2 separate regions of the Homo sapiens genome follow, and region 2 is linked to region 1. Evidence: chromatin loops called from intact Hi-C (ENCODE). Cell type or tissue: IMR-90. All regions are shown on one strand. Links, peaks and the distances in the headings refer to the core of each region. The heading gives the core; the rest is flanking DNA.

Region 1 (5,915 bases), core at 1,325-5,324:
CATATCTCTAGTCCCTGGGATTTTTCAGATTCATGAAATGAAAGAATGGACAGGAAACGTAGCAATGAAAAAAACATAACTGTGTCCCTCTACTGCTATAGACTATGATTGTTAGATTAGTGTATATTTAAATCCTCACATTCACTTTTGCTTCAAAATAGAGGAATTGCAGTGGAATTAAAATTTCAGCTTTAGTACCACTTCTTATGTGTAAACTTTAACTTCACTATTATCCTTTAAGGTAGTGTTTTCAGATGAATGTTGAAAGTGTTTCTTGGGTCTTATAATCAGTGTAAAACATTTAGATTTGAGTTAAGGAGTACCTTTGCATATGACTTCTGCCCATGAGCATTTGAAGACCCTGTAAATCCTAAGATAGTTTACTGGTAATCCTCAACCTAATATATTCTTTTGCTTTATTTTAAATTACACACAGATTAGAAAGTACAGTACAAATTTTATTGCTCAGTGGCCAAATCTGTAGGATTATTTTGGAGCAAAACATTTTACTCTTCAAGAAGTGGCTGTGGAAGGCTAGTTTATTGCATGACATCCTCTGGGGTTTGGTAGGTGCCTCCCTTCCTGCTTAAAATGTACCAGCATCACAGATACCTTTATTTTAGTTATTTACAAATATTGCCAGAAAACACTTCTGCTATGAATTTGGTTTTGAAGTTTAAAATCCTTGATAATCAACATTTGTACTCCAGTTCAAAAAATCAGCAATAAGTAAACAGCAAGTCATTTTCATGTGAAATGAGAAAGAATTCGATGTCAGTCCTGTACTTCTCTAGAAACAGGAAGCTAAATCTCTCAGTACAATATTACCTTTTCTGGACACTTCAGCAGACCCTGAATCCTTGTTTAAAGGGGGCATAAATCCCCATTCTCTGTTTTATTAATATTGTTTAGGGATAATTTGGTAACAGGAAATTTAGCTTGACATGGCAACTTAGGTTTTCCAGGACACTTTCATCCCTATAGCTGCCTTTTCCCACCCACCCCAAACCGAATTGCCTGTGTGAAATATCAGGCTGTTTGCTAAGGGAGATGAATCTTTCTGTGTCTGAGAAGTACACATAGTTTTCTAACTCAGCATCTCTCTTTTTTCAGCACCTGTTTTTCTCTCTAGAGGAGCTTCATTTCTACTTCTGCACAGGGAGGATGAACAAACCTTTAATTAAATTACTTGAAATTTCAGTGATGATATTTTTAAAAATGATTATACATCTATTCTTTAAATATTTTCCCTTAACTGCTAGAATGAACTCTCTACATTTCAATGGTGGATAATATAATATAATAAAGCATTTATTAGAATATGTTTAATGAGGCTCTGATTTCTATGTTACGAAAGCACGCAAAGTGTCCAATGCTTATGAATAACACGAAGGAGACATTGTTAAGCTTTTAATAAGGACTTTTCTTTTTGTAAATCCACAGTGCCTACAACCTATAACATAGATTCATATTTTATGGCCAAAAAAGTAGCATGACATTGGAAATAATACAGAGACTGGGCATTTTTTCTCATTAAAAATCATAGGCTTAAATTTACACAATGGATATTCTCAACCAGTACCCTACACGGAAGAGAAAGCTGTTGCAGAAGTACAATATTCAGGTAGGGTAAGAGTGAAAAAGTCTCTTATGCATGTTCCTATATTGCGTGCTCTGTCCCCATTTAATATCTGCTAGACAAGTCACAAAGGCCTCCCAGGGGATAGCAACAGATGATCTCTTTGAAGGTTTTCCTCAGTTCTTGACTCCGGAGTGCATAAATCAGAGGATCGATGATTGAATTACACATGATCAGTATGAGATACAAGTTAAAGTGAGACATGAAGCACACACAATATGGATTCTGAGGACAAGAGATGTAGAATATTAAGTGGAGGAAGAATGGGGCCCAGCAGACAACAAAGACGCCAATCAGGATGGTCAAGGTAATCGCTCCCTTCATATTGGCACCTTGGCGGATGGCACCAGTGCCGGGGAGGACAGCAATCCTCTTAATGTGAAGCCTGGCCATCAGGAACATGTGGACATAGAGAGAAGCCATGAGAGCCAGCATGGTGAAGAACATGGTGATGAGGCAGATGATGACAGCACTACTATCTGAGTAAATGATGAACAAAATGCCTGAAACCGTGCAAGCTGCCCAGATACAACTTATGATGATCCCAACCCGCTTAACTGTCATAATGTTATGGTACTGGAGAGCATAGAAGATAGTAAAGTACCTGTCCACTGCAATTGAAAGCAGGCTGCAAATGGATGCAAGCAAGGAGCTACAGATCACCGAGTCAATGACATTATCAATATTCACTGTGAAACTCTGTGCATCCGTATCTGTACTGTTTAATAGGGTGATGACAATGGTTTCTGATCCATTTGAAACGCTCACCAGCATATCAGCCACAGCCAAGCTGCAGATGAAAAAGTACATGGGTGAATGCAGATTCTTGTTCTTGGCTATTGCCACAATCACTAAGATATTCTCCAACAAGCTGATGACACCCAGAGTCACAAACACCTCAGGAGAGACAAAAAGTTGCTCGTAGCACCCTCCATCAGAGTAGCCTTTTCCAAGGGACTCACTGGCATTGCTGTGCAGTCTGTAACTGCTGCGGTTCCAGAGGTGCAGAGAAGTGTGCATCCCACGGTGGGTGGAGTTCACCATGCTGGCAGGAGAATTCCAGTGTCCCCCTGAATTGATTTAACCTCCTGGGTCAGGGAGTCGTCTCAGTTATTTCCTCCAAGTCTTTATCTGTCTGAAAGTTGTGAGGCTAAAATTGCCATGCCTGCTGTGAGTAAATGTCACAAGTCCAGAGCTTGACATGGAGTTTTTAGTCTCTTTTAGGTACGACTCTAATCATCATCACTTTAAAATCTTGGGCTTCAAAATATTCATTCTCAGTTGAAAGAGTCTGCTCTTTGCTTTCTTGTTCTCACTTCTGCTTTAACTTTAATCTTATGCATTCAAGTCTGTTCAAAATAATTTTCCTTGAAGCTGCCATGCCATTGGGAGACGAATCTGTGCGCACATGCTCACATCGGCTGCCTCTCGGAAGCTTCTGTTTCCAGCCTGAGCGTTGCTTTGAGTGTTAGGGGCTGTAGGCGCCAGCTGCTGATTTTTATGATGTGTGGAGAGAAAAAAAACATGTTCACGGTGGCTCCTCCTCTGCTTCCTTCTGACCAATCCCAATGCAATGGGAGTCTGTGAGACAGGATTATGTTTCAGAGACACAAATTGCAGGGTGACACAGATTCAGATGCAGAAGCTCCTGAAGTCTGAAGTCGAGAAGCAAGCCGGATAAGAGACTGAATTTCCCTTTTTAAGTTTTCAAGGGAAACAACTTGATCCCTAGAGGCCATTCTGTGATATCAAAACAAGCTATCTTCAGGCAGCCAGGTTCATTCTTATGTAAAAGACATCATGTGTGTGTGTAAAATGAAATGGAAAGTATACTGTCTTATGTTCCTGAAACAGATACTCTGCTTTTTGGCTAGGATACTGAATTTATTTACCTTCTTAATTTTTTGTTTTTATTAAGAACCCAGCCAGTAGTGGTTCAGTTAAAATACCTGAAAAACAGAGAGGATATTTAATGATACAGATAGACATGGTATGGCTGGAAGAACTATGTAGGTAGCTATAAATTATGAATGGGTTCAAAAGGGGTTGATTTTAATGCACTAATATCCCATATTTCTCTATTGAGGAGTTTGTGTTATAGCTGAAAAAAGGTGCTTTTTATTTACAATATTTTAAACTCATACGGCATTAATGTAACTATGCTTACACTGAACTCAGGAAAATAATAAGCTGCATTCTGTTTTTTTTTTTTAAGCAACTTTTTTTTAAACCTCCAGAGTTTAACGTATCGTAAGTTGAACCGACAAATACCTAGTAACTTTACTTATCAAGCCAAGACTGGTGATACTAGTTAGTTATTGAAGTTTCTGAATATTTTGCTTAAGGTGGTTTGAAAGATGGCAGCAAAGTTACTTTCCAAATTAACTGAACAACAGATTATACAAAATTTTGTATATTCTTTTCTTCTATGATTATTTTTGGTTTTAGTGCTCTATAGTTTGTAGCTGCTTATTTCAGGGTTAATTCTGAATCTCAGTTACTTAGGTTGGGAATGTATCCTCTTTCCTTTTGTGACAGAGACAATACTAAGTATTGTTCCTGAGCATTGAGATAAATTAACGTCTTCCATCCACCTTTGGAATTGGGTAGGACCTTATGACTAAATTCTAGCTAATGGCATGTTGACAGTGGGGCTCATCGCATTAGCTCTTTCATAATTTTACACAAGTTTTCTCTCCTGTCTTTGAAATCTCATGTTACAGGTGGCAGGACCATATCATGAAAGGAGCCTGTCTCTTGAATGATTGCACAGAGCAGAACTCACACCTCCAACTCCCTTCCCCTGTATTTCTGAATGCCTAATCATCTGTATATTGTAAAATGCTGGAATGGGCTTTCCTGAACATCATGAGCTGGAAATAATCTTACCTTCCTCTTGCCTTATTTTTTCTCTTTTTAAAAATTGACATATAATTCACATACCAAAAAAAATCACCTCTTTAGTAATTAAATGGATTTTTGGGGGAATATATTCACAGAGTTGTGCCATAATCATCACTTTCTATTTCTAAAACATTTTCATTATCCCATTAGCAGTTGCTCCCCATTTTACCCTTTCCTTATCCTCTAGGAACTGCTAATCTACTTTCTGTCTCTATCAATGTGCCTATTTTAGACATTTTATATGATTGAAATAATGCAATATGTGGCCTTTTGTGGCTCACTGTTTTCATGTAGCATAATATTTTCAAGGTTTGCTTACACTATAATGTGAATCAGAATTTGATTTTTAAAAAATTAAAACAGGATCTTGCTCTGTCACCCAGGCTGGAGTGCAGTGGCATGATCATGGCTCACTAGGTTCAAGTGATCCTCCTACTTCAGCCTCCTGAGTAGCTGGAACTAAATGTACCTCCACACCCAGCTAGCTTTTAAAAAATAATTTTGTAGAGATTGAATCTCATTATGTTGTCCAGGCTGGTCTCAAACTCTTGGGCTCAAACGATATTCCCATCTCGGTTTCTCCAAGTGCTGAGATTACAGGCATGAGCCACTGTGCCCAGTTTTGATTTGTTTTTATGGCTGAGTAATATTCCATTGTATGTATACATTTATATATATATATATTTTTTTTTTTTTTTTTTTTGAGACGGAGTCTCGCTCTGTCACCCAGGCTGGAGTGCAGTGGTGCAATCTCAGCTCACTGCAAGCTCCGCCTCCTGGGTTCACGCCATTCTCCTGCCTCAGCCTCCCAAGTAGCTGGGACTACAGGTGCCCGCCACCGCACCTTGCTAATTTTTTGTATTTTTAGTAGAGACGGGGTTTCACCGTGGTCTCGATCTCCTGACCTCATGATCCGCCCGCCTCGGCCTCCCAAAGTGCTGGGATTACAGGCATGAACCACTGCACCTGGCTGTATACATTATATTTTTAAATGTATTCATCAGTTGAGGAACATTTGGGTTATTTCCAGTTTTGGCTATCACGAATTATGCTGCTAGGAATATTTATGGACAAATTCTTATGTGACAGATGATTTCAATTCTTTTGGATACACAACCAGGAATGGAATTGCTGAATCATATGATAACTCTGTTTCTTGTTTTGAGGAACTGCCAAACTGTTTTCTGAAGTGGCTGCACCATTTGACATTTCCAGTTAGCAATGTATGAGGGTTCAAATCTCTTCACATTCTTGCTAGCACTTGCTATTGTCCATCTTTTTTATTTTAGCCATCATAAGGATATGAAGTGAACTCTCATTATACTTTTGATTTTCATTTCCCTAATGCCTAATGATACTGAAGATGATTTTA
Region 2 (5,915 bases), core at 1,310-5,309, 180 kb before region 1:
TGGGATAAAATACAAGTAAACGTTAACAGTGGTCCTTCTTGCTTCCCACCTTCTTCCCAAAGTTCCCAAGTCTTAGGAGAAAAAGAAAAATCCCTACCTATGTGTGATGTGGAGTGCAAGTTTTATTTCTCACTAACCCAGGCAGAATGCAGAGTGTACTGATTGTGAAGAGAAGCTGGTGAGTTAGTTGTTTTAGCAGCCAATGATTCCCCAAGGATACTTACTGAGTCCTTTCTGTTCCTGCTGGAGGAAGACGTCATTTCCATGCTGTTAGCATGTGAAACAATAGTGGGGCTGACAACGGAAGTGCCTTCGTTTGTTGGTTAACTGACTTATACTTCTGACTTTAATTGAGAGTGGTCAGGCATTTATTGGCTTAGAAAGCTCACACATAAGGAACTCACATGTCCTCTAAAATGGTAATGTAGCTGCTTTTATTTTTCAAACATAGATTTGACACCTAGACACAAACCATGTCATTATAATCAAATTGCAATAGTCAACTTTATATTTAAGGCATTCAAACTCCCACTAATTTAGTAGATAGTCTGATGACCAAGGAAAGACCATCTCATTACAAAATGGTGTTTACTTAAAAATGTGAACTGCCCAAAAGATATTGTCCCTAAAATTTCTACTGACACTGTCATTCAGCTTTCTCCAGAGAAACAGAACCAATAAGATATATCTCCTATATCACTAGTATATTTAGTTCTTACTTATTTTAGAGATCAAAAAATTGGCTTATGAGATTACAGAGGCTGCGAAGTCCAAAATTTGTAGGACAGGCTGGTAGGCTGAAGATTCAGATAGGAGCTGATGTTTCAGTTTTAAAGCCAAATGTCTTCCTCCCCAGGGGTACCTCAGTCTTGCTTTTAAGGCTTTCCCAACTGATTGAATGAGGCCTACTCCTATTACTGAGAATAATCTTTACCTAAAGTAAACTGAGCGTAGATAACCACATCTACAAAATTCCTTTGCAGCAACATTTAGATTAGTGTTGGATTGAATCACTGGGCACTGTAGTCAAGTTGACACATAAAGCTTACCAGGACACATTTTCCTCAGGAACAAACTCTACTTTCCAATCTTTACATTTCCAAGATTTGAGAATTCTTAATGTTAAACTCGATGTGAAATAATTTGTTGAACGTTCTTGTTTATTTTTTCGTTCCCCAAATGTCTCTAGATTTATTCACTCTAACAGACATATTGTAAGTGACTACTATATACTTGGCACTGGCAAGGTGTAAGGCCACACATACACCGGGAACTGTGCCTGTCTTCCAGGAGCTGTCTACCATCATCCTTGTGTAGGTTCTCCAGCCTGATGTTGAAATTATTGCAATAAAACCATTCATTTGATGTTGCTTCTCCCTTGCCCTCTTCCTTGTGTTGTCTGGCGGGGAATGATTGCATGTCTTAATAGGCTGTCAAAAACCAGTATTAGTTTGTACATGATTGATCTGAATCATAATTCCTTTTTTTTTTTTTGCCTGAGATTTGTCTGTGTAAGTAAACTTGCTACCGAGGAACACATACACAATTACTTAGCAGTTTAAATTCATATTAATATTTATAGCATTTATTCTTGCTGGAATGAACATATAGTTTGTATTCCTACATGTAAGAATATTATTGGAAAAAAGTAAATTTGCATGAACCAATCTAAGAGCAAACATACATCTTCATCTACTTGTTGCTACCCTAGTCTTCCTTAGCTCTCAAAAATCTAGTAGTTAATAAACCCAAAAACACATACACGAGTTAATTTTTTAAATTGGTACATAATATTTGTATGTATTTATGGAGTATCTGTGATATTTTGTTACATGCATAGAATGAATAATGATCAAGTTAGGATATGTATGGTATCCATTCTCTTCAGTATGTATTATTTCTATGTGTTAGGAACATTTCAAGTCCTGTATAATTATTTTGAAATGTGCAATACATTGTTGTCAACTGTAGTCAGTCACCCTATATGACACTTCATCTGGAAATCCTTCCTGATTTAATTCTAAGAATCTGAGTTGCTTTTCACTACAATTTCCTAAGTCCAGACATCAGTGACTTCCTCGGGGGCTAATTTGCAAGGGAAATAATGAGGAACAGCAGGACTCTTAGGAGCTGCAAAGGTAATTTGCTTATTTAACTATTACTAAGGGCAGGAGGAACAGCCAGGCCAAAATGGCCTGTGCTTTTGCATAGCATCATGGCTATTAGAATAGGGGCCTACCATCCCATTTTAAAAAGTGGTGAAGAAATAAAACAGGATAAAAGACAAGTAAAGAAAACCTGAAATTGAGCAGCATCCTTAAGACAGTTATGAAAACAGAATAGTTACTGACATAGAAAAATCCTATTCATTTCATTGCTTTTTCTTTAAAACATTTTCTACTGTGGTAAAATAATATAACAATTTCTGTTCTCCCTTTATTATCTAGCTATTTGGTAATACGGAATGTCTTTGTATATAGAAAATGATAATATAAAAATCATATAGCCAGTCTCTGGTCCCAGATGCTGTTCTTCTCCATCCATTTCTTTTTCTTCTAAGAGATGTGCAGTCCATTAATCTGATATTTAGGAATGGCCTATTGTGAATGTTCACAAGTGATTGTGGTGAATCTAATCTTTATTAGTTTGAAACTCTTTTACATATTATATAATTAGTAAGCATTTATTATTTCTGTATCCTGGTGGATAAATTCAATATTAATTTCTTTGATAGTTACAATGCATTCTTTACAGTGAATAATTCTGGGCAATACGTTCTTTTTCTAGGCACTCTCTATGAAGCAGCTGCAGATTGTATATTATTTTATTAGTCATGGTGACCTTAACTGAGATGAAACATTTCGGAATTTATGTCCTGAACCAAGTAACAGTGTTTAAATTACTTAACTCTCCAATATTTCAAACAATGCAACCATCCATCAAAGCTAAATGTTATTAATATAAAACTAATGCCTTGAGGGAAAAAAGGGAATAGGAGTACTAGGTACGAGACAGTCTTTGGTTCTCTCTTGGCAAGTTTATATGCATATTTTTAAACTTTTAAAAAATTTTGGATCCGGTTTGCTTCAGTGTTTAGAATATTTTAGTTGAAAGTATATATTTTTAAAAATTGTACTCATCTCTACAAAATTAAATGACAGAAGAGCTATTTGGGGGTCATTATACTAGAATAGCAATGGGTACAAATCGCAGAGTTAAGTTGAAAAACTATAGCACATGTTAATTGAGTTTACATAAACTCAATTCTGATCCTGCACCCATTGAATAGGTTCCTTTTTTGGAGTTTCTTCTCTCAGAGTCATCCTAAGCTCCTGGGGCTAAGGAAGGGCCACAGTTTCAGGGAAGCATCTCAGGGCCTTACTGATCACTGATGAGATACCTGCATTTCTCTGCCTGTTGAGTTGGGTTTTGTGGCCCTTCTTGTTGTAAAGCCTGCTCTCATCTTTGGCGAGACTAGGAATCTGGCTGCCCAGCACTGATTCTTACGAGGTGCTCCATAGACCCATACCACTGAGGGCCTCAGGAGGGGATGGGAGTGGAGACAGAGCAGAAGCCCAGATTGCTCCCTGCAGTCAGAGTCCTCCTCCCCTGAGAGCCTCAGACTTGGATTTCTCTGGGGCCCCTGGAGCATCTCTTCACTTCTTGTAGGCTTCAGAGGTACCCACCCTCTCTCCAATAAAATGACTTACAGTCTTTTAAAAAGGCTTTCCAGCTGGGCATGGTGGCTCATGCCTGTAATCCCAGCACTTTGGGAGGCTGAGGCAGGTGGATCACTTGAAGTTAGGAGTTAGAGACCAGCCTGGCCAACATGGCAAAACCCTGTCTCTACTAAAAATACAAAAATTAGGCGGGCGTGGTGGCATTCACCTATAATCCCAGCTACTCGGGAGGCTGAGGCAGGAGAATTGCTTGAACCCAGGAGGTGGAGTTTGCAGTGAGCCGAGATTGTGCCACCGCACTTCAGCCTGGGCAGCAGAGTAAGACTGTCTCAAAAAAAAAAAAAAAAAACTTTCCAAAGACCTAGATATACACATATATATACACATATTTACACATATATTCACATACACACATATATATATATATATATATACACATATATATATATATATTTTTTTTTTTTTTTGAGATGGAGTTTTATTCTTGTTGCCCAGGCCGGAGTGCAATGGCTGATCTCAACTCATCGTAGCCTCGCCTCCTGGGTTCAAGTGATTCTCCTGCCTCAGCCTCCCGAGTAGCTGGGATTACAGGCATGTGCCACCACGCCCAGCTATTTTTTTTTGTATTTTTAGTAGAGACGGGGTTTCACCATGTTAGCCAGGATGGTCTTGATCTCCCAACCTCAGGTGATCCACCCACCTCGGCTTCCCAAAGTGCTGGGATTACAGGCATGAGCCACTGTGCCCGGCCCAAGACCTAGATATTAAAACAAAACAAAACAAAACACACAAAAAAACTGTGTTCCCAGTCACATGCCCTCAGACTCCTCACAGCCAGCGATGGAAGTGAGACCCCCCCCAGTAACAGAGGGGGTGGCGACTGCTGTGGCCACTGGATTTCAGCCTCTTTCCAGCAGCGACTCTAAGAAGCGCAGCGAAACTCAACCGTATCCAATCCAGTTAGTTACTGGCCCAGAATTATAGCTTCCACCTGCACCTTCTAGCCACCATGGCAACCTCCTCTGAAGAAGTTTTGCTGATTGTAAAGAAAGTGCGTCAAAAGAAGCAGGATGGAGCTCTATACCTCATGGCAGAAAGAATTGCTTGGGCACCTGAAGGCAAAAATAGATTTACAGTCAGCCGTATGTATGTAGATGTTAAATGTCAGAAAATTAGTCCAGAAGGCAAAGCTACAATTCAGCATCAGCTGGACCTACATGAAGGAGATACAATTAACTTCCGTTTTCCCAGTGAAAACACAGCAGTGAAAGAGCAAGATGCAGTAAAGGACCTTCAGCAGCTGCTTCCCAAATTCAAGAGGAAAGCAAATAAAGAACTGGAAGAGAAGAACAGAATGCTGCAAGAAGATCCTGTTTTGTTTCAGCTTTATAAAGATCTTGTTGTGAGCCAAGTGATGAGTGCTGAGGAATTCTGGGCCAATCATTTAAATGGGAATGCAACAGAAAATTCTTCCACATCCAATCATAAGCAGGATGTTGGCATTTCTGCTGCATATCTGGCTGATGTCTGGCCCGAAACCGATGGCTGTAACGGTCTGAAATATAATTTAACTTCTGATATCATTGAGTTCATATTTAGGACCTATCCAGCAGTGAAAATGAAATATGCAGAAAGTGTTCCCCACAACATGACAGAGAAGGGATTCTGGACACGTTTTTTCCAGTCCCATTATTTTCACAGGGATTGGCTGAATACAGGGTCAAAGGATCTCTCTGCAGAATGTGCCAAAATAGATGAAAAAGGCCTTAAAACAATGGTTTCATTAGGAGTGAAAAACCCACTACTAGAATTAACAGCTTTGGGAAATAAGCCATTAGATGAGGGCTATGGCATTTCCTCTGTGCCATCTGCTTCCAATTCTAAATCCATAGAAGAGAATAGTAATGCTGCCATCAAGAGATTTAACCATCACAGTGCCATGGTCCTGGCAGCTGGACTCAGGAAACAAGAAGCAGAAAATGAGCAAAATAGCCCAGCAGCATGGATGGAAATTCCAGAGATGCAGACTGCTTTCAGCCAGTAGTCAAAAGGGCGAAATCGCAAGAGTCCAGTGAATATGAAGACTTGGGGAAAGATAATTCTATAAAAATGATTGCACTAAACCTCAAGAAGTCAGGTAGGTATTATCATGGTCTAACTCCAGTCTAGTCACTACAGTATGCAACAATAAGGACATTATTCTTTTCAAAGTATTGGGCAAGAAATGGAAGCTTA

What was found. A loop is a pair of places that touch in the nucleus more often than their neighbours do. Peaks named below come from ENCODE experiments on the same cell type or tissue, not always from the same donor. Only the 100,000 strongest peaks of a DNase experiment are listed, where the experiment ranks them.
Region 2: it touches region 1 in a loop (1.9-fold over the local background); 1 of 110 quality-filtered maps calls a loop at or near these places.

The regions. Positions count from the first base shown.
Region 1 is chr18:60,369,667-60,375,581 of GRCh38, forward strand. MC4R (melanocortin 4 receptor) reads right to left here and starts at 3,109. Exons shown (of 1, transcript NM_005912.3): 1 at 1,396-3,109. The coding sequence starts at 2,683. The coding sequence ends at 1,685. In IMR-90, for the core only: no CTCF peak of the experiment used is centred there; a DNase peak (open chromatin) is centred at 3,155; H3K4me3 peaks cover 276 bases; H3K27me3 peaks cover 178 bases.
Region 2 is chr18:60,191,865-60,197,779 of GRCh38, forward strand. It overlaps the pseudogene LOC342784. Among named protein-coding and RNA genes, the nearest start is that of LINC03111, 70 kb to the left of the region's middle. In IMR-90, for the core only: no CTCF peak of the experiment used is centred there; no DNase peak of the experiment used is centred there.